Regions from separate parts of the Homo sapiens genome. Here regions 1 and 3 are each linked to region 2. Evidence: read pairs that join two places in POLR2A ChIA-PET (ENCODE). Cell type or tissue: Caco-2. All regions are shown on one strand. Links, peaks and the distances in the headings refer to the core of each region. The heading gives the core; the rest is flanking DNA. Region 1 has its middle 15 kb from the start of DDX6. Region 2 overlaps PHLDB1 (pleckstrin homology like domain family B member 1). Region 3 overlaps VPS11 (VPS11 core subunit of CORVET and HOPS complexes).

What was found. ChIA-PET counts read pairs that join two places held together with the same protein. Peaks named below come from ENCODE experiments on the same cell type or tissue, not always from the same donor. Only the 100,000 strongest peaks of a DNase experiment are listed, where the experiment ranks them.
Region 1: POLR2A ChIA-PET joins it to region 2 with 6 read pairs; 8 of 35 experiments call an interaction of 5 or more read pairs at or near these places.
Region 3: POLR2A ChIA-PET joins it to region 2 with 5 read pairs; 5 of 35 experiments call an interaction of 5 or more read pairs at or near these places.

The regions. Positions count from the first base shown.
Region 1 is chr11:118,802,916-118,810,194 of GRCh38, forward strand. No RefSeq gene overlaps it. Among named protein-coding and RNA genes, the nearest start is that of DDX6, 15 kb to the left of the region's middle. In Caco-2, for the core only: no CTCF peak of the experiment used is centred there; no DNase peak of the experiment used is centred there.
Region 2 is chr11:118,622,922-118,630,200 of GRCh38, forward strand. PHLDB1 (pleckstrin homology like domain family B member 1) reads left to right here. Exons shown (of 23, transcript NM_001144758.3): 5 at 2,013-2,138; 6 at 4,384-5,729. Among named protein-coding and RNA genes, the nearest start is that of MIR6716, 17 kb to the right of the region's middle. In Caco-2, for the core only: no CTCF peak of the experiment used is centred there; DNase peaks (open chromatin) are centred at 3,220 and 5,050.
Region 3 is chr11:119,068,739-119,073,738 of GRCh38, forward strand. It overlaps VPS11 (VPS11 core subunit of CORVET and HOPS complexes), which reads left to right. Exons shown (of 16, transcript NM_021729.6): 2 at 458-606; 3 at 704-839; 4 at 1,496-1,659; 5 at 2,858-3,105; 6 at 4,460-4,661. Among named protein-coding and RNA genes, the nearest start is that of VPS11, 3.4 kb to the left of the region's middle. In Caco-2, for the core only: no CTCF peak of the experiment used is centred there; no DNase peak of the experiment used is centred there; H3K4me3 peaks cover 31 bases.

The DNA of each region.
Region 1 (7,279 bases), core at 1,313-6,312, 180 kb after region 2:
TTTTAAGTTAAATCTTGTTTCTAATGCCAAGGACAAACTATAATTCTTTACTTGTTCGATTGATTCTTTTGTTCATTCACTTATTATTCATTCATTTATTCCATACCAGGTACACAATAAATGCTTATTAAATGCTATTGAGTGAATAATAGTAAGTAACTTGGGGGAAAATAGAGCTTTTTTTTTTTTTTTTTTTTTTTTTAAGACAGTCTCCCTCTGTTGCCCAGGCTGGAGTGAAGTGGTGAGATCTTGGCTCACTGCAACCTCCACCTCCTGGGTTCAAGTGATTCCCCTGCCTCTGCCTCCTGAGTAGCTGGGATTATAGGCTTGCACCACCACGCCCGGCTAATTTTTGTATTTTTAGTATAGATGGGGTTTCACCATGTTGGTCAGGCTGGTCTCCAACTCCTGACCTCGTGATCTGCCCGCCTCGGCCTCCCAAAGGGCTGGGATTACAGGCATGAGCCACCGCTCCTGTCCAAGAGCTTTTTAAGGATATGCCCTCAGTGATATCTGTCAATGAGTGTAAAATACCCCGTGACCAGGACCAGGACACCATGCTGGATGCTGAAGGTTCAAATCCAGCTGTGTCACCTATTGGGAACCCAGCCAGGGATGTGCAGCATTCATTCCTTCAAGCTATCTAACCTATTACCTACTCAAGGCAGATGACTGCCTCATATTTAATGGAAAAATCAAGGTCATAGTGCTGAATGTTCCTCAATTTCCCTTCTCCTCTAGACCCGTCTTCCACTGAATCTGGTCTTAACCTCATTCCCTGATATCTCTTCCCTCCAGTACCCAAGAGCAGAGTTAATCACTTCCCAGTCATCTGTGCCACCATCGTGCAAATTTCTATTACTGCAAAGTAGCAGAGTTGATTTGGTTGTAGGTTTGCCTTCCACAAGAACTGAGTCTGTCTATGTCTTATTCTTCTTTGTGTGTCCAGCACCTCACATATGGCCTGGCATTTAGTAGGTGCTCAGTAAATGCTTACTGAAGGGGCTTTTGAGTTTTTGTTTTGTTTCATTTTTGAGACAGGGCCTCACTGTGGCTCAAGCTGGAGTGTAGTGGTGCGATCTTGGCTCGCTGCAGCTTCTGCCTACCAGGTTGAAGCGATTCTTGTGCCTCAGCCTCCTGAGTAACTGGGACTACAGGCCCTCACCAACAGGCCCAGCTAATTTTTGTATTTTTTGGTAGAGGCGGGGTTTCACCATATTGGCCAGGTTGATCTCCAACTCCTGACCTCAAATGATCCACCCTGCTCAGCCTCCCAAAGTGCTGGGATTACAGGCATGAGTCGCCGCACCTGGCTAGAAAGAGCTTTTGAATCAACTACTTCCCTTTAGTCTCCTCTTCAAAAATAAACTTTCCAAAAGACCTACACACTACCTCAATTTCCACTTCCTTATCCTAGATCTCTGTACATCTAATCTATCACCAAGCCCTATGAATTCAACCTCTAAAATATTTTCTGAATATGTCCACTCCTTGTTGCCCCATTGCCTCCACCTTCATCCAGACAGATATCTTTCATTGGCCTGTTTACTGCTGTAGTCTCCTAACTAGGGCTCCCTATTTATTCTCGTGTTAGCCCCCATCTATTCTGCGCACAGCCTTAGTGATTATTTTAATGTAAATGAAAGTATCATTACTCTGCATTTTCAGTTGCTTCCCAATGAGCTGAGGATACACTCCACATTCCCTGCTCTGGTCTACAAGGACCTACACAATCTGAATTCTACCAATCCCTCCCTCTTCAACTCATGCCATGCCCTAGTTGCTCATTCGGCTCCAGCCATGCTGGCCCTTAGAGGTTCGGATCAGCTCAACTCTTTCCCACTTCACAACCTTTGAATTTACTGTTTCCTCTATCTGGAGCACTCCTCCCCTCTCCTCACACAGCTGCTGCTTCTTATTCTTTTTTTTTTTTTTTTTTTTTTTAGATGGAGTTTCACTCGCCCAGGCTAGAATGCAGTGGCACGATCTCGGCTCACTGCAACCTCCGCCTCCTGGGTTCAAACAATTCTCCAGCCTCAACCTCCCGAGTAGCTGGGATTACAGGCACCCGCCACCATGCCCGACTAATTTTTGTATTTTTAGTAGAGACAGGGTTTCACCATGTTGGCCAGGCTGGTCTCGAACTCCTGACCTCAGGTGATCCGCCCGCCTCAGCCTCCCAAAGTGCTGGGATTACAGGCGTGAGCCACCGTGCCTGGCCAGAACTGGCTTCTTAAAACAAATTTATCAGCCAATTTATCCAAACTTCATGGATTGGCACACAAGATGTCTTCTTCCAATCCTAATTCCTTCCTCCCTGTCTCTCTTGGCACCCTCTTTCCCCTCCCTCTTTCATGCCTCACCTTTACAGAAATTCAGTTCAGTTTAATAACTATTAACTGGACATCCACTGTGTTCCAGGCACTGTACTTGACTATGGGGGAGAAAATATGAATGAAAACAGATAGCTGACTTCAAGGAATTTATATTCTATTAGTAGCAAAGGTAGATAGACATATGAACAAATATAACACAATGTTCCATTCCATAATGAAGATATATACTAAGGCTAGAAGAAGTACTGAGGAAAAAGTAATTAATTCTGCAAGGGTACAATGGCATGATGCTTCAGAGAAGGTTTCAAGATGAAATTCTGAGGATTTTGAAAGTTGGGTAGGAAATGGTCAGGTGGATCAAGGACGGAAAAACATTACTGGCCGAGTCAACAACAGGTTGACTAGGATCTGGAGTGAAGTCCCGCAAGTAGCTTTAGTGTGTATGTGTGTGTTGGGGAGAGAAGTGGTGATACCTGAGGCTGGAGAGGCATCAGGAGTCACTATATCAACAGCCTCTGTTTTGGGCTATGAAGTTTGGACATTATCTTATAGGTGAGGGGAACCATTAAAGATTTCGAAGCAGCAGCAGGATGACTTAATGGGACTTTAAGGACTATTACTCTGACAACCAAATAGAGATAGATTAAGAAGGGCCAAGCATATCAGTGAGGAGGTCCCTCATCATCTCTCAGACTATGATGGAAAATGGCTCCTAACTGATCTCTTTGGCCATCTAATCCATCCTCTACCCAGCAAGAAGAGAAAGAAGGAGAGAGAGCAGAATTCACTGAGCAGATAAGTTAAATGACAGGACCTGGGGATAGGTTGGATTTGGGGAGGAAGAAGATGGAAAGAATGATGTCTAGGTTACTAGGTCTGTGTACTTGATGAGGTTGGAGGCAATAGCAACTGTCAGAGTCTAAGAGAAAGAGCAGGTTTCATGGCGGGCATGGTAAATAATGCTTTCAGAGATGCATAAGTTGAATACTGAATCTGGGGTGCCTCTAGGGAACCTACCTGGCAATATGGGACTGGAGGTAGGAGAGAGGTCAGAGGTGGAGATAGGGAAGGTACCTTCTGCATAGAGATGGCAGTTAGAACCACAGGAGTAGACATGATCTCTCAGGGAAAGGTGGGTAAAGCTGGGAAGGGGGAGAAAGGATGAGCTCAGGAAAGAGCAACACCAGGTGGAGTCAGACAGTGGAACAGGATTTGGCAAGGTGGCTGTGAAGGGAGAGACAGGCAGAGGACAGGAAAAGAGTGGTGTTCCAGCAGCCAGAAGGAGAGGGGACTTCAGGAAGAAGGAGTGGTTGGGAATTTTAAGGAAGTAAGACGAGGGCCAAAAACTACTGTTGGTTTTGGCAACTGGAAAGTCATTGCTAACCTTGGCAAGAGCATTTCCAGTATAGCACCGGGGCAGAAGACAGATTTTAGTACGGTAATTGATATTGATAATAATACCTAATGTTTATTGACTGCTTGTTATGTACCAGGTGTGCGCTGTTTTATATGAATGATCTTATTTAATCCTCACAACAACCCTCCAAAGTGAGGCAGGCACAGTTATCTCTCTCTTTAGGGGGAGGGAAACAGGCTTAATCGTAAGAATCAGTTGGGGTATAAACCCAGGTCTGTCTGTCAAGAAACTCCATACTCCACTTGATCTTAGCCAAAAGGCCAAGAGGCAATACAAACTCCATACTCTTCATGACTCTTCTTTATCCTTTCTTTCAAGTGAATGGAAGGTGAGGAAGTGGGGACACAGTCTTTTAAGAATCTTGGCTGAGGTGGGGAGCAGTGGCTCACACCTGTAATCCTAGCATTTTGGGAGACCAAGGCTGGTGGATCACCTGAGGTCAGGAGTTTGAGACCAAGCTGGGTAGCATGGTGAAACCCCGTCTCTATTAAAAATACAAAAATTCGGCCGGGAGTGGTGGCTCAGGCCTGCAATCCCAGCACTTTGGGAAGCCGAGGCAGGCAGATCCCGATGTCAGGAGTCCAGGACTAGCCTGGCCGACATAGTGAACCCCCGTCTCTACTGAAAATACAAAAATTAGCCAGGAGTGGTGTCCCGCGCCTGTAGTCTCAGCTACTTGGGAGGCTTAGACAGGAGAATTGCTTGAGTCCGGGAGGCGGAGATTACAGTGAGCTGAGACCATGCCCTTGTACCCCAGTTCTGGGTGGCAGAGTGAGCTCCTGTCTCAAAAAAAAAAAAAAAAGCCAGGGGCGGTGGCTCATGCCTGTAATCCCAGCACTTTGGGAGGCCAAGGTGGGCAGATCACCTGAGGTCAAGAGTTCGAGACCAGCCTGGCCAACACGGCGGAACCCCATCTCTACTAAAAATACAAAAATTAGCCAGGCATGGTGGCAGGTGCCTGTAATCCCAGCTACTCAGGAGGCTGAGGTAGGAGAATCGCTTGAACCCAGGAGGCGGAGGTTGCAGTGAGCCAAGATCGTGCCATTGCACTCCAGCCCGGGGGACAAGAGCAAGACTTCATCTCAAAAACAAAAAAAAAATAAAAGCAGGATTCTTCATCATATTAGAATTTCAGATAAATGAAGAAGAAAAAAGAAAAAAATCATTCTGCTATAAAAACACATGCGCATGAATGTTCATTGCAGCACTATTCACAATAGCAAAGACATGTAATCAAACTAAATGCCCATTAATGATGGATTGGATAAAGAAGATGTGGCACATATGTACCATGGAATATTATGCAGCCATAAAAAATGAGATCATGTCTTTTGTGGGAACATAACTGGACTGGAGCTGGAGGCTATCATCCTTAGCAAATTAAGACAGGAACAGAGCCCCAGATATCACATGCTCTCACTTTTAAGTGGGAGCTAAATGATAAGAACTTATGAACACAAAGAAGGGAACAACAGACACTGGGGCCTACTTGAGAGTGGAGGGTGGGAGGAGGGAGAGGAGCAGAAGAGATCACTATTGGCTACTGGGCTTAATACCTGGGTGATGCAATAATATGTACAACAAACACTCATGACACATGTTTACCTACGTAACAAACCTTCACATATACCCCCAAACCAAAAATAAAAGTTAAAAAAAAAGTGTAGACATATATGCATACTCCTTAGCTCTATGCACCAAGACAGTTTGGAAATGGTCATACTCTAATAGCAGTTAACACCCCTAGTCCCAAATCTTGGTCTCTAAATACCGTTCTCCACTAAAAGAAACCAGGGATCCTTGGAGAAATGATTGATTTCAGGGCTGAGACAAGGAAAGTACAAGATGAACTCAGACCATCTTGCTGTGGCAGAAAGTAAAGAAGTGCTTAAAGAATGACAGAGATATGTCAACAGGATGTCAAAGGGGCTTGAAGGGGGCTCCCCTAACCAACTCTGAGCATCAAAATAAATAATGACAGTAAAAGGTCATAATCTATCAAATGAAGTGGGAATCCACATGTTCATACTGATAAGAATAAAAGAATACATAAACAAATGAGAACATCTTTCTTTACAGCAGAATAACAACTAATAAATTTAGAAGGAACAATGAAATTGAAAAAACCACTATTAGGCAAACTTCATAGTAATAATTCATTCAGCAAAAAAAAAAAACTAAAAATAGTGAGGAAAACTATGATAAGGAACAGGATATGTACCTCAAAGAAGTACCTTTCCACAAAACACTTACTAATTACAAAGGGCAAAAGAGTAACTTTACAGTGGAAAGACCTAGCAGACACCACCTTAATCCAGGTCAAAGTTAACATTCTGGTGAGGTTTGGATTAAAAACAAATCAAATATGCAAACAAAATAAACGATTGTATCAAATTTTTTTTAAAAAGAGAACAAAGTTAACATTCTCAATAATGGTACAAATTGAAATCAGGTACCACCAGATGGGAGGCAATAACACAGTATCACTTCTGTCCTATTCCTGCCAAAAAAAAAGAAACACTGAGAAATTGTTCCAGATTGAAAGAAACATGAGCCAGGTGTGCAGTGGCTCACGCTTGTAATCCCAGCACTTTGGGAGGCTGAGGCGGGCAGATCACCTGAGGTCAGGAGTTTGAGACCAGCCTGGCCAACGTGGCAAAACCCCGTCTCTACTAAAAATAAAAAAAATAGCTGCGTGCGGTGGCAGGTACCTGTAGTCCCAACTATTTGGAAGGCTGAGACAGGAGAATCGCTTGTACCCAGGCTGTGGAGGTTGCAGTGAGCTGAGATCTCGCCACTGCACTCTGGCCTGGGTGACAGAGCAAGACTCCATCTCAATTAAAAAAAAGAGAGAGAAAAGAAAAGAAAGAAAGAAACATGAAAACAAATGCAATGCATGGTCCTGGAAGAGACCCTTTTAATATAAAGGACAGTATTAGGGCCGGGCATGGCAGCTCACACCTGTAACCTAGCACTTTAGGAGGCTGAGGGAGGAGGATTGCTTGAGCCCAAGAGTTCAAGACCAGCCTGGGCAATATAGGGACCTATCTCTATGAAAAACTTTTTTAAAAATTTGCCAGGCATGGTTGTGCACATCTGTACTCCTAGCTACTCAGGAGGCTGAGGCAGGAGGATCCCTTGGGAAGAACAGTTCCAGACTATGCTATGATGGCACCACTGCACTCCAGTCTGGGCAATAGAGTGAGACCCTGTCTGAAAAAAAAAGGGGGGGTAGGGGGGACAGTAGTGGGACAATTAGAGAAATCTGATCTGGGCCTGTGGGTTAGATGGCTGTCATATACTTGTTTGAGTGTGTACTCATGTTGGGAGGATGGGCATTGTGTTGGAAATTTAATCTTGGATGGTTCAGAAAAAAAGTTCTTGAAATTTTTTTTAAATTTAAAATTCTTTCAGCATAAAATGAAAAATAAAATTTTAAAATCTATCAGTAATTCCTCTGATAAATAAGATAAGCTATTGAATTAATGGAACAAAAACAGTACACATAAAGAGAAACTTTCATAAA
Region 2 (7,279 bases), core at 1,123-6,122:
TGGCTGCCTGGGAGGGCCTTTGTGTATGCCAGGATAGTGAGTGGCTTTATCCACTATGGTTATCTGCCATGGGCTTCTCAGCCTACTAAACCCCCAACCCAAGCAATGCCCAGGATCCCAGGAACAGGCTCCTGAGCTTCTCAGTAAGGGACCTGCCAAGGTACTCACGTGGCCTGGGATGCCTCTTGCCCTTGCGGCCTGCCTGAGCTGAACTGTCTCAGCGTCCAGGAATGTAGACTTCTCTGCCAGTCTTAGCTCAGACTGGCGTGAAGCTTGGGGTGCCAAGTGGCACCAGATTGGGTAGACAGGAGGCTGAGGCCGGGGGCCAGGGGTGTGGACAAATTGGAAGGATTGGTGGTAGAGAGCAACAGGGCTCTGGCTTCTCCCAACATAGTATCTTCTGCAGTAGCCCTCCAGCACCTGGTGTGGCTGGGAGGTGGAGTTCTGCTAGCTACAGTTAGGCGCCTGTGGGCACATCTGCCACTGTGCACACTCCAGGTGCCCCTGGCTACATTTTCCAGCTCCCACATGCCCTCCCCCTCCAGGTACTCACACTTCCCGGGCAGGACTGGGCTTGTGTCTACTGCCTGGGAATGTGCTTGGCTGAGGCCGGGCCTGGTGGCCTAGTCTTGGCCTGATGCCAGGGGAGACCAGGGAGCATGCAGAGGGTGCTTAGTCAGAAAGAAAGGTGGTGGTCGCTCCCTAGACTTGCAGTGCACAGCTCTCCTAAGGTCACAAAACAAGAAAGAGTGGGAGCAAATTCAGGACCCCCCCGGTTCATCTGACTGATCCATGGTTTTTCCCCTTGTTCCCTATCTCAGTTTTTTTTTGTGACCCTGGAAGTTGCTGCCTCTCAGACTGACTCTTCTACCCTTCTACCCAAGGGGCAGATAGATGGATCATGGATACAGGCTGGGGTTGGGGGACAGGTGTGTCTGTGTTCTCTGAACATTTGTGTGTGTGTGTGTGTGTGTGTGTGTGTGTGTGTGTGTGTGTGAGACGGAGTTTCGCTCTGTTGCCCAGGCTGGAGTGCAGTGGTGTGATCTCGGCTCACTGCAGCCTCTGCCTCCTGGATTCAAGCAATTCTCTTGCCTCAGCCTCCCAAGTAGCTAGGACTACAGGCGCACGCCACCACCCCCAGCTAAGTTTTGTATTTTGAGTAGAGACGGAGTTTCACCATGTTGGCCAGGCTGGTCTCGAACTGCTGACCTCAGGTGATCCGCCCGCCTTGGCCTCCCAAAATGCTGGAATTACAGGTGTGAGCCACCATGCCTGGCCTCTCTGAATATATTTTTACAGAGTACTTTCACATACACTGTCTTATTAACCCTACAAGATCAGTGGTATTGTCCCCATTTTTCTGATTAAGAGAACTAGATTCAGAGGTGAAGTTACTTCACCCAGAGATCTCACAGCTAGTAAGAAGAGGAATTAGGACGAGGACTCAGATCTTGGGACTCACTCACCAGTGCTTTTTCTACTCTGTCTTGTGCTGCGGAGCCCTGGAGGTGCCCATCTCAAGCACAGGCAAGGTCAGGTGTGGACTGTGTGGACTCTGAGAGCAGATGAGGATGGGTCTTTAGAGCTGAGGTGAGCCTGCTAGTGCTGTGAGGTGGGGTAACTTCAGTCCTGCCTGCCCTTCCAAGTGTTTTCTCTCTTTCTTCCTTTCTTTTTTTTTTTTTTTTTTTTTTTTTTTTGAGACAGAGTTTAGCTCTTGTCATGTAGGCTGGAGTGCAGTGGCATGATCTCAGCTCACTGCAACCTCCGCTTCCTGGGTTCAAGCTATTCTCTGATCTCAGTCTCCTGAGTAGCTGGGATTATGGGATTACAGGCGTCCACCACCACACCCGGCTAATTTTTGTATTTTTAGTAGAGACGGGACTTCACCACATTGGCCAGGCTGGTCTCCAACTCCCGACCTCAGGTGATCCACCCTCCTCCGCCTCCAAAAGTGTTGGGATTACAGGTGTGAGCCACCACACCTGGTCTTCAAGTGTTTGCTTTCTCTGCAGGCTGCATGTTGTGCCTGGGTCAGTCCACCTTCCTTCGCTTTAACCACCCGGCTGAAGCCAAGTGGATGAAAAGCATGATTCCAGCAGGGGGCCGAGCCCCTGGGCCCCCCTACAGCCCTGTTCCTGGTAGGTACCGACGGGGGCAGGGTGCTGGGTTGATGGTGTTCCTGCAGCAGTCCTCCTCCTTGCTCACTTCAGCCACACTTGGAGTGTTAGGGCAAGACAATACCTAAGGTCTGGGCTCACTGCCACCTGCCATGGGCGGGTGGAGAATGCCAGGCAGTGGGGCCACTGAGAGCTAACCAAGGCAGTGCTGCTTAGCTAAAATTGGGAAATTATGTGCCTCGAGGGATGGCAAGCTCTGCCAGCTTGTACCCCACTGCCCTGGAGGATGCCACTCAGTGTCTGGAACTCTGGCCCACTTGTGTCACCACAGGGAGCCTCACCCTCTAGGGTACCCTGAGGGGCAGAAGGAAGCATTAGGTTGAACTCCCTGTAAGCTGTGGTGGGGATCATGTCCTTGGGCCTCGCCCAACCCTCACTCCATGCCCTGCCCGCTGATGACTCAGTGGAGCAGCTGTATTTTGTGTGTGAATTATTGATCCCCAGAAGAGAATTGGTGATTGTTCTGGGGAACCAACACAGGCCCCCTCAGCCCAGCTGCACAGGGGGGCAGGAGGGGTGCAGACCAGGAGGCTATTATGGGTTTACCATCTCAGACTTTGCACTGGCATTTAGATGGCTATGGGGTGACAGGTGCTGGGACAGATGGACATGGATGTCAGGTACACCTAGTGGGGTGGTATCAGCAGCCTAAGTGGATAGCCTGGGGACCTGAAGAAAGGTGAGTGATCACTGGGATTATCAGTATCCATGGCATCCCCTCTGACTATATCCCACACAGTCTCCATAATTTTGGACCCAAACTCAGTCTTGCAAAGGCTTTCCCTTCTCTTTTCCCTACCCTCGATCTTTTCCAGTCCTCTGGGGGCTCAGAAGCCTGGGTTCCCAGTCTACTCCCTAGTTAATTTTACCCTGCCCCCACCCCAGCCTTGTCATGTCACTCCCTTAGCTGTTTGGGGCAGTGGTTCCAGGGACTCCTATATGGTTGACTAGTGCTGGGGCATGGCAAAAGCAGGCTCTTGCTGGCATGGCTTAATGGGATAATTGGAGGCACTGAGCTTCACCTCCTTGCTGGCAGCCTGGCTTCCAGGAACCAGCCATTAGCACTAGCTCCCTCCCCTGCCTCTGATTGGACGAAGTGGTGCAGCACACACCCCTCACCCAGCCCTGCAGGCTTTTTTCTTTTTCTTTTTTTTTTTTTACCCCTGGGCCTCTGGTTCCTACATTGGGAGGCCCTGACATCCTATTAGACTAGGAGCCCCTGGAACTTCTGGCCAGCTCTGCAGCAGGCGCCCATCTTCTTTGTATAATGCCTTCTGTTTTCTTTTTTCTTTTTTTTTGTTTTGAGATGGAGTCTCACTCTGTCGCCCAGGCTGCAGTGCAGTGGCGCGATCTCGGCTCACTGCAACCTCCGCCTCCTGGGTTCAAGTGATTTTCCTGCCTCAGCCTCCCGAGTAGCTGGGACTACAGGTGCATGCCACCACACCCGGCTAATTTTTTATTTTTAGTAGAGATGGGGTTTCACCATGTTGGCCAGGCTGGTCTCGAACTCCTGACCTCAGGTGATACATCCATTTCGGCTTCACAAAGTGCTGGGATTACAGGCGTGAGCCACCACGCCTGGCCTCTTTTTTTTTTGAGACAGTCTTGCTGTGTCACCCAGGCAGTTCTCAGCTCACTGCAACTTCCTGGGTTCAAGCGATTCTCATACCTCAGCCTCCTGAGTAGTTGGGATTACAGACATGTGCCACCATACCCAGCTAATTTTTTGTATTTTTATTAGAGGTGGGGTTTCACCATGTTGGCCAGGCTGGTCTTGAACTCCTGTCCTCAAGTGATCTGCCCGCCTTGGCCTCCCCAAGTGTTGGGATTACAGGCGTGAGCCACCGTGCCTGGCCTACGTGCCCTTCTTGAGGAGGGATATAGGATATAGATTGGAGGAGTCTAGTCTTGGGGTGAATTGACAACAATAGTCTTAGAAGTGCCTATCATTGTTAACTGTTTTAAGTCACAGGCAGGAAGGCCCTGCCGATTCCCTTCCTTTACAGAAGGAGAAACTGAGGACAAGTGACTTGGCTAAGGTTGCATAGCAGGTCAGTGGCAGAGCTAGCTGGTACCAGAACCACATCTCCTGGCTTCTTCTCCAGAGCCTTGTTAGCCTCACTGTGCTAGGAGGAGGGGGGCTAGTGCTCTGGCTTTTATGCATATGCAGCTCCCTAAAGTCAAAGACCTTTGCATTTCCCTCCAGCAGAATCAGAAAGTCTGGTAAATGGGAACCACACCCCACAGACTGCAACACGGGGACCCTCTGCCTGTGCCAGCCACAGTTCCCTGGTGAGCTCTATTGAGAAGGACCTGCAAGAGATCATGGACTCACTGGTGCTAGAGGAGCCTGGAGCTGCTGGCAAGAAGCCTGCCGCAACCTCTCCACTGTCACCGATGGCTAATGGTGGGCGCTACCTGCTGTCTCCCCCAACCAGCCCCGGCGCCATGTCTGTGGGCTCCAGCTATGAGAACACCTCTCCAGCCTTCTCTCCACTCTCTTCACCAGCCAGCAGTGGAAGCTGTGCCAGTCACTCACCCAGTGGGCAAGAGCCAGGACCTTCTGTGCCCCCGCTGGTACCTGCCCGTTCCTCCAGCTACCATCTGGCCCTACAGCCCCCACAGTCCCGCCCAAGTGGTGCTCGCTCCGAGAGTCCTCGGCTGAGCAGGAAAGGGGGCCATGAGAGGCCTCCCAGCCCTGGCCTCCGGGGTCTGCTGACAGACAGCCCTGCAGCTACTGTCTTGGCGGAGGCCCGGAGAGCCACTGAGAGCCCCCGGCTGGGTGGGCAGCTGCCTGTGGTGGCCATCAGCCTGAGTGAATACCCAGCTTCTGGTGCTCTCAGTCAACCCACCAGCATTCCTGGCAGCCCCAAGTTTCAGCCTCCAGTCCCTGCTCCCCGAAACAAGATTGGCACACTCCAGGACCGCCCTCCCAGCCCTTTCCGTGAGCCTCCAGGCAGTGAGCGGGTGCTAACAACCAGCCCCTCACGCCAACTGGTGGGCCGAACATTTTCAGATGGGTTAGCCACCCGTACCCTGCAGCCTCCTGAGAGTCCCCGCCTGGGCCGGCGGGGCCTGGACAGTATGCGAGAACTACCCCCCTTAAGTCCATCTCTGTCCCGGCGAGCTCTCTCCCCGCTGCCCACCCGGACCACCCCAGATCCCAAGCTAAACAGGGAAGTGGCAGAGAGTCCTCGGCCCCGGCGCTGGGCAGCCCATGGGGCTTCACCAGAGGACTTCTCCCTGACGCTGGGGGCACGGGGCCGTAGGACACGGAGCCCCTCACCCACACTGGGTGAGTCTCTGGCACCCCACAAGGGCAGCTTCAGTGGCAGGCTGAGCCCAGCCTACAGTCTGGGCTCTCTTACTGGGGCTTCACCCTGCCAGAGTCCCTGTGTCCAGAGGAAGCTCTCCAGCGGGGACTTGCGGGTGCCTGTCACAAGGGAGCGGAAAAATAGCATCACAGAGATCAGTGACAATGAGGACGACCTCCTGGAGTACCACCGGCGACAGCGCCAAGAGCGGCTCCGGGAGCAGGAGATGGAGAGGCTGGTGAGCGGGTGCCAGGGAGGCTTGCCACTGTCCATGGCAGAGTCTCTGCCAGGGCTCGAGCAGGCCAGCTGGCAGAGCAGGAGAGGCCCTCAAACAGGGCTTCGGCTTCTCAAGGTTCCCCACCTCCAGGATACACTTTAGTGATCAATATCTTATGGTTCTGGTGCCGTGAAGAAGAAATTCCTTTGAAATCTCTAAGACTTTATTTTAAATTCTTGCTAATTTTGCATTTATTCAACATAGCATTTGTTTTAATGTTAAATTAAATTTCACATTGTTTACCTGAGCACAGTGAAGCTCTAGGAAAACATACCACAGGTATGGTAAGACCTCGAACCTCCCAGTTTGAGAAGCAGTTGGTGATCATGAGTAGGCTGAAGCTCAGAGAGGGGAATGGCTTTGTCCAAGGTCACACAGCAAGTTCTGGCAGAGCTAGAATTGGAACCCAGGTCCCCTGTCTGACTCTTTCTGAGACTTGTTCTTTAGAAAAGTACCTTGTCCTTCTTTTTTGCTTGTCTTTGGCCTCTACAAGTGGGTGGGAGCTGCTCATCCTGGCCCAGGCAGTATCATCTAGGAGTGCAGGTGGCAGGGTAGAGGGACAGAGCAGGATAGGCAACCCTGGCCTGACCGTTAGCCAGCCTGTGTAATTGTGACTGTGTGTGTCCATGTGCATGCACGTGGGTGCATGCAGGGGCTGGGTGTGGCTCTAGGCAGCTGTCCTGGAGATGGCATCTGAGCTGGGTGGGGGCCAGGATTCCCCAGATAGCTCAGGGAGCTTAAGGGGCTCTGGCTGGTGTGTACACAGTCGAGCCCATGTACAGAAGAATGGATTCTGCCCTCTGTCCCTTACGAGCAGAACAGGGTTCTTTGGAAGGTGGGCAGGAACCCTGGGATTGGTTTGAGGAAGAGAACCAGAACTGATGAGAACCAGAACTGAAGCATCTGGAGATGCTTTTGGAAGAGGTTGGGACAGTTTTGGATGAGGGTATAGGATTGTGTGTTTGTGTTGGATGGGGGTGAGATGAGGCGGATCCCATCTTTTCCTTTGCTGCATCTTCTCTTCACTGTTTTTGCATTGGTCTAGACGGGAATGCATGGCCATTCTAAGCTGGGGTCTCATCCTGGAGAGGGGGCAGTGAGCCTGGCACAGGCAGAGTGGCAGGCACAGCCTCCCCCAACTCCTCCATCAGTTTTCCCACCCCCATTCCCACACATAAGCACACATCTTACCACTAGTCCTGACCTGCCTCACCTGCCACTTTAAGTCTTGGAGGCTGCCCGCCCTGCCCCTCCCACCTCAACCAGGCTGCTTATCTGGGTCCTGGGGCAGGGGTGGAGGCACTGGCCCAGCCTCCCAGGTGCCGAGGCTCTGTTCCGGTTTTTTTTTTTTTTTTTTGCCATGGAACTGGGCAAGCAACAGGAGGGAAGCTGGGTAAGTGTATGAGAACACCTCTCCAGCCTTCTCTCCACTTCCTGCGGTTTGGGTTCATGGCCAAACTGTAAGTGATGAGAGACACTTGAGGAGGTCTAGGGACCCTAGAGAGCCATGG
Region 3 (5,000 bases), core at 1-5,000, 440 kb after region 2:
CCCGGCGCACTAAATTTTTTTCTTTTTTTTGAGACGGACTTTCACTCTTGTTGCACAGGCTGGAGTGCAATGGCATGATCTGGGCACACTGCAACCTCCGCCTCCCGGGTTCAAGCAATTCTCCTGCCTCAACCTCCTGAGTAGCTGAAATTACAGGCACGCACCATTATACCTGGCTAATTTTTGTATTTTTAGTAGAGACAGGTTTCACCATGTTGGCCAGGCTGGTCTCGAACCCCTGACCTCAGGTGATCCGCACCCCCCCCCCCCCCCGGCCTCCCAAAGTGCTGGGATTACAGGTGTGAGTCACCGCGCCTGGCCTCACTCTTTTTAAGATAAGGAGTATGTGGGAAAATCCTTGAAAATTTTAGAGTTATATACATGTAATTGTTATCTGAGTTCTGGTCTGAATGTAAGTATCTCTCCTTGGAAAGGAGGCTCCTTGACTACCCTGCACATATGGAAGGCCAGATCTGGTTCTTGCCACGTTCCCTACAGCTTACAGGCTTCCAAGCCTACAAACTACGGGTGACACACCTGTACCAACTGAAGCAGCACAATATTCTGGCATCTGTTGGAGAAGATGAAGAGGGCATCAACCCCTTGGTGAGTCCCAGCAGGGAAATGGGAAAGATCCAGAAGCCTAGGAATGATTTTTTGTTGGAGGATGACTAGCATTTACACTTCTGAGGTCTGTCCACAGGTTAAGATCTGGAACCTGGAGAAGAGAGATGGTGGCAATCCACTCTGCACTCGAATCTTCCCTGCTATTCCAGGAACAGAGCCAACTGTTGTATCTTGTTTGACTGTCCATGAAAATCTCAACTTTATGGCCATTGGTAAACAGAAGGCAAAACTAACCCTCCTAGATTTGTTATAGATTTTCTTCAGAGTTGCTTCTGCCTCTCATCTTTACTGTTTTCAGGAGACCACTTTGTACTGAACTGAGGCCTTTGCGATATTAAATTTTGGAATGGGGGCCAGGCGCGGTGGCTCATGCCTGTAATCCCAGCACCTTGGGAGGCTGAGGTGGGCGGATCACCTGAGATTGGGAGTTTGAGATCAGCCTGACCAACATGGAGAAACCCCATCTCTACTAAAAATACAAAATTAGTTGGGTGTAGTGGCACATGCCTGTAATCCCAGCTACTAGGGAGGCTGCGGCAGGAAAATCACTTGAACCTGGGAGGCGGAGTTTGCAGTGAGCCAAGATCGCGCCATTGCACTGTAGCCTGGGCAACAAGAGCAAAACTCTGTCTCAAAATAAATAAATAAATAAATAAATAAATAAAATAAATAAAGTTTGGAATGGGAAGGCATTTAATTTTGTTCTTTGAAAATGTGTCAGTGAGTACCAATATTCAGGTTAACCATTAGAGAGGTTGGGTATATGGAGAAAGCTTGTCACTTCTGAGTGCCTCAAGTGGTCTTTTTTCCCCTCTCCACTTCCTGATCTTTTCAGCCTTACTGAAGTAATTTTCTTGTTTTCTTACAGGTTTCACAGATGGCAGTGTTACATTGAACAAAGGAGACATCACCCGGGACCGGCATAGCAAGACCCAGATTTTGCACAAGGGCAACTATCCTGTAACTGGATTGGCCTTTCGCCAAGCAGGAAAGACCACTCACTTGTTTGTTGTGACAACAGAGAACGTCCAGGTATGACCAAGGCCTCCACTCTTAGGAGCAGGCAGGGAGGGCTTCTCCATTGTTCAGGGGGATAGGGTAATGAAGTGACAGGAAAGGTGGGAGTGTTAAAGTTTTAATCATATAATTCGAATCATTTGCCTAGCTTTGTATTTTATTTTTTTGCCTAGGAAGCTGGAAAGAGTTAGACTCTGGGCTTGTAGTAAAAAGATGTGAATTTTCTTTCTTTTTTTTTTTTGAGACCGAGTCTCACTGTGTTGCTCAGGCTGGAGTGCAGTGGCGAGATCTTGACTCACTGTAACCTCAGTCTCCCAGGTTCAAGCAATTCTCCTGCCTCAGCCTCCTGAGTAGCTGGGATTACAGGCACACACCAGCATGTCCAGCTAATTTTTGTATTTTTAGTAGAGACAGGGTTTCACCATGTTGGCCAGTCTGGTCTCCAACTCCTGACCTCAGGTGATCCACCCACCTTGGCCTTCCAAAGTGCTGAGATTACAGGCGTGAGCCACCGCACTCGGCCTTGAATTTTATTTCTAACTAGCTTTTTTTTTTTTTTTCTTTGAGACAGGATCTTGCTGTGTAACCCAGGCTAGAGTGCAATGGTGCTGTCTCAGCTCACTGCAACCTCTGCCTCCTGGGCTCAAGTGATCCTCCCACCTCAGCCTCCTGAGTACGTGGGATTACAGGCATGTGTCACCATGCCTGGCTAATTTTTGTATTTTTTCTAGATATGGGGGTTTCACCATGTTGCCCAGGCTGATCTCGAACTCCTGGGCCCAAGCAATCCACCTGCCTCAACCACCCAAAGTGCTGGAATTACAGGCATGAGCCACTGCACCGGCCTATTTTCTAACTAACTTTTTAAATGACGTTGGACAAGTATCTTTACCTTTCTTGTTCCTGGTGCCCCAGATTTACAACAGTCTACTCTCTCAGGAATACTCTTGATAAAGTAGTAGATTATTACATTTTTCTTACTTGCAGAATTTCTGTACTAGATAGTGATAATATATACAGAGAAAGAAATTGTGATCTCTGGTTATATATTTAATAGATGGGTAATGGTTAATGAAGAAGGCCAGCAGCCAAGAGAAAGACTTTAGAATGCCAAGAGGGAAAAAAGAGCCAGTATGGAGATGGGAATACCTTTGTGAAGGCTTAGAGTTACCTCCTCAAAGGAGCCTGTTAACCCCTTTGTTGCTTCTGGCAGTCCTATATAGTTTCTGGAAAAGACTACCCTCGCGTGGAGTTGGACACCCATGGTTGTGGCCTGCGCTGCTCAGCCCTAAGTGACCCTTCTCAGGACCTGCAGTTCATTGTGGCCGGGGATGAGTGTGTCTACTTGTACCAGCCTGATGAACGTGGGCCCTGCTTCGCCTTTGAGGGCCATAAGCTCATTGCCCACTGGTTTAGAGGCTACCTTATCATTGTCTCCCGTGACCGGAAGGTTTCTCCCAAGTAAGGACTCAGTGAGAAGGGACAGGGAGAGGGCTGGACTTGTTCCCCAGAATCCGCCTGATTTTAAAATCCTAATGCCTGGATACTGCCAATCTCCTACTCCTACTCCGGTGTTATGTAGGTAACATTTCTGTTTTTTTTTTTTGAGATGGAGTCTCGCTCTGTCACCCAGGAGTGCAGTGGCGTGATCTCGGCTCACTGCAGCCTCGCCTCCTGGGTTCCAGTGATACTCCTGCCTCAGCCTCCTGAATAGCTGGGATTACAGGCATGTGCCACCACGCCTGGCTACTTTTTGTATTTTCAGTAGAGACGAGGTTTCACCATGTTGGCCAGGCTGGTGTCAGACTCCTGACCTCAAGTGATCTACCCGCCTCGGCCTCCCAAAGTACTGGGATTACAGGTGTGAGCCACTGCACCCAGCCAGTGACACTTATAGCTAGAGTTGGTTACAATGCTTTTTTTAACTGAAAAATGGATGTTTTTACTGCAGGTATTTGCTACATAGCCCTAGCATACTAGAATGCTCCAGGGAATTTGGACCTGCTTTTTTTGTTCTGTTTTGTTTGAGATGGAGTCTCGCTCTATTGCCCAGGCTGGAGTGCAGTGGCGCGATCTCGGCTCACTGCAAGCTCCGCCTCCCGGGTTCACGCCATTCTCCTGCCTCAGCCTCCCGAGCAACTGGGACTACAGGTGCCCGCCCCCATGCCCGGCTAATTTTTTGTATTTTTATTAGAGACGGGGTTTCACCGTGTTAGCCAGGATGGTCTCGATCTCCTGACCTCGTGATCTGCCTGCCTCGTCCTCCCAAAGTGCTGGGATTACAGGCGTGAGCCACTGCGCCCGGCCTTGTTTTGTTTTTTAACTCTTTTGTCAAAATAAATTGGGCAGAGGAACAAGGGATTCAGCAGTGGAGAAATTAGAAAGTGCTGGGAAACGTAGGATGCAAGTTTTCTGTTTTGTTTTGGTTTTATTTTTTTAAGGGGTAAGTGGGGTCTTCTGCATGATGAAAGTACTCCCTGTTAGATGCTGGTTTGTTTTGCTTTCATTCAGTTCCAGGCACAGTGTTTTACATATACCATGTATTGGATTATTATTTTCTAAATGAATGGATATGTTAGTGTACTTAATTTTCTAATCTGTTACTTGGGTTAATTGTAGGATCCTAAAGGGTAAGATCAGGTTTATGTGTTCTCTATGTACAACTACCGGCACAGCGCTGCATGTTATGGGATGAGAGGGACCAGAGAGGTGATTTGTGCTGGGTGAAATGTGCACCAAAGTTATCATGGGAAAGGAAATAGGGGAGATAAGACAGAGATGTCCAAACATCTGGTGCTTTTTCTTTCCTATGCAGGTCAGAGTTTACCAGCAGGGATTCACAGAGCTCCGACAAGCAGATTCTAAACATCTATGACCTGTGCAACAAGTTCATAGCCTATAGCACCGTCTTTGAGGATGTAGTGGATGTGCTTGCTGAGTGGGGCTCCCTGTACGTGCTGACGCGGGATGGGCGGGTCCACGCACTGCAGGAGAAGGACACACAGACCAAACTGGAGGCAAGGCCACCAGGCTCGCAGAGCTGGCCACAGGCACCTAGAAGCAGCTGCAGGAGCAGGTTCCCCAAGTCATATTGGCCAGGGTGTTTCCCTCCTTGTGGGTCACAGCCTTACTCAGCTTCCTTAGGGTAGGATTATAAGGTAAATGGCCTGGGATGGGGCTTTAGAGGGAAGTAGTGGCTGGGAGCCTGAGCCCACTCTAAGGGTTCACTTTGTTTCCAGAGAACCTTATGAAATAAGATGATACTGATCTTGGGGATATCTGGTAGCTCTTGGTTTGTCTAGGATCTAGGCAGATCAGAAATCCAGGACTTTCTGTTTTGTGTGTTGTGCGCACAT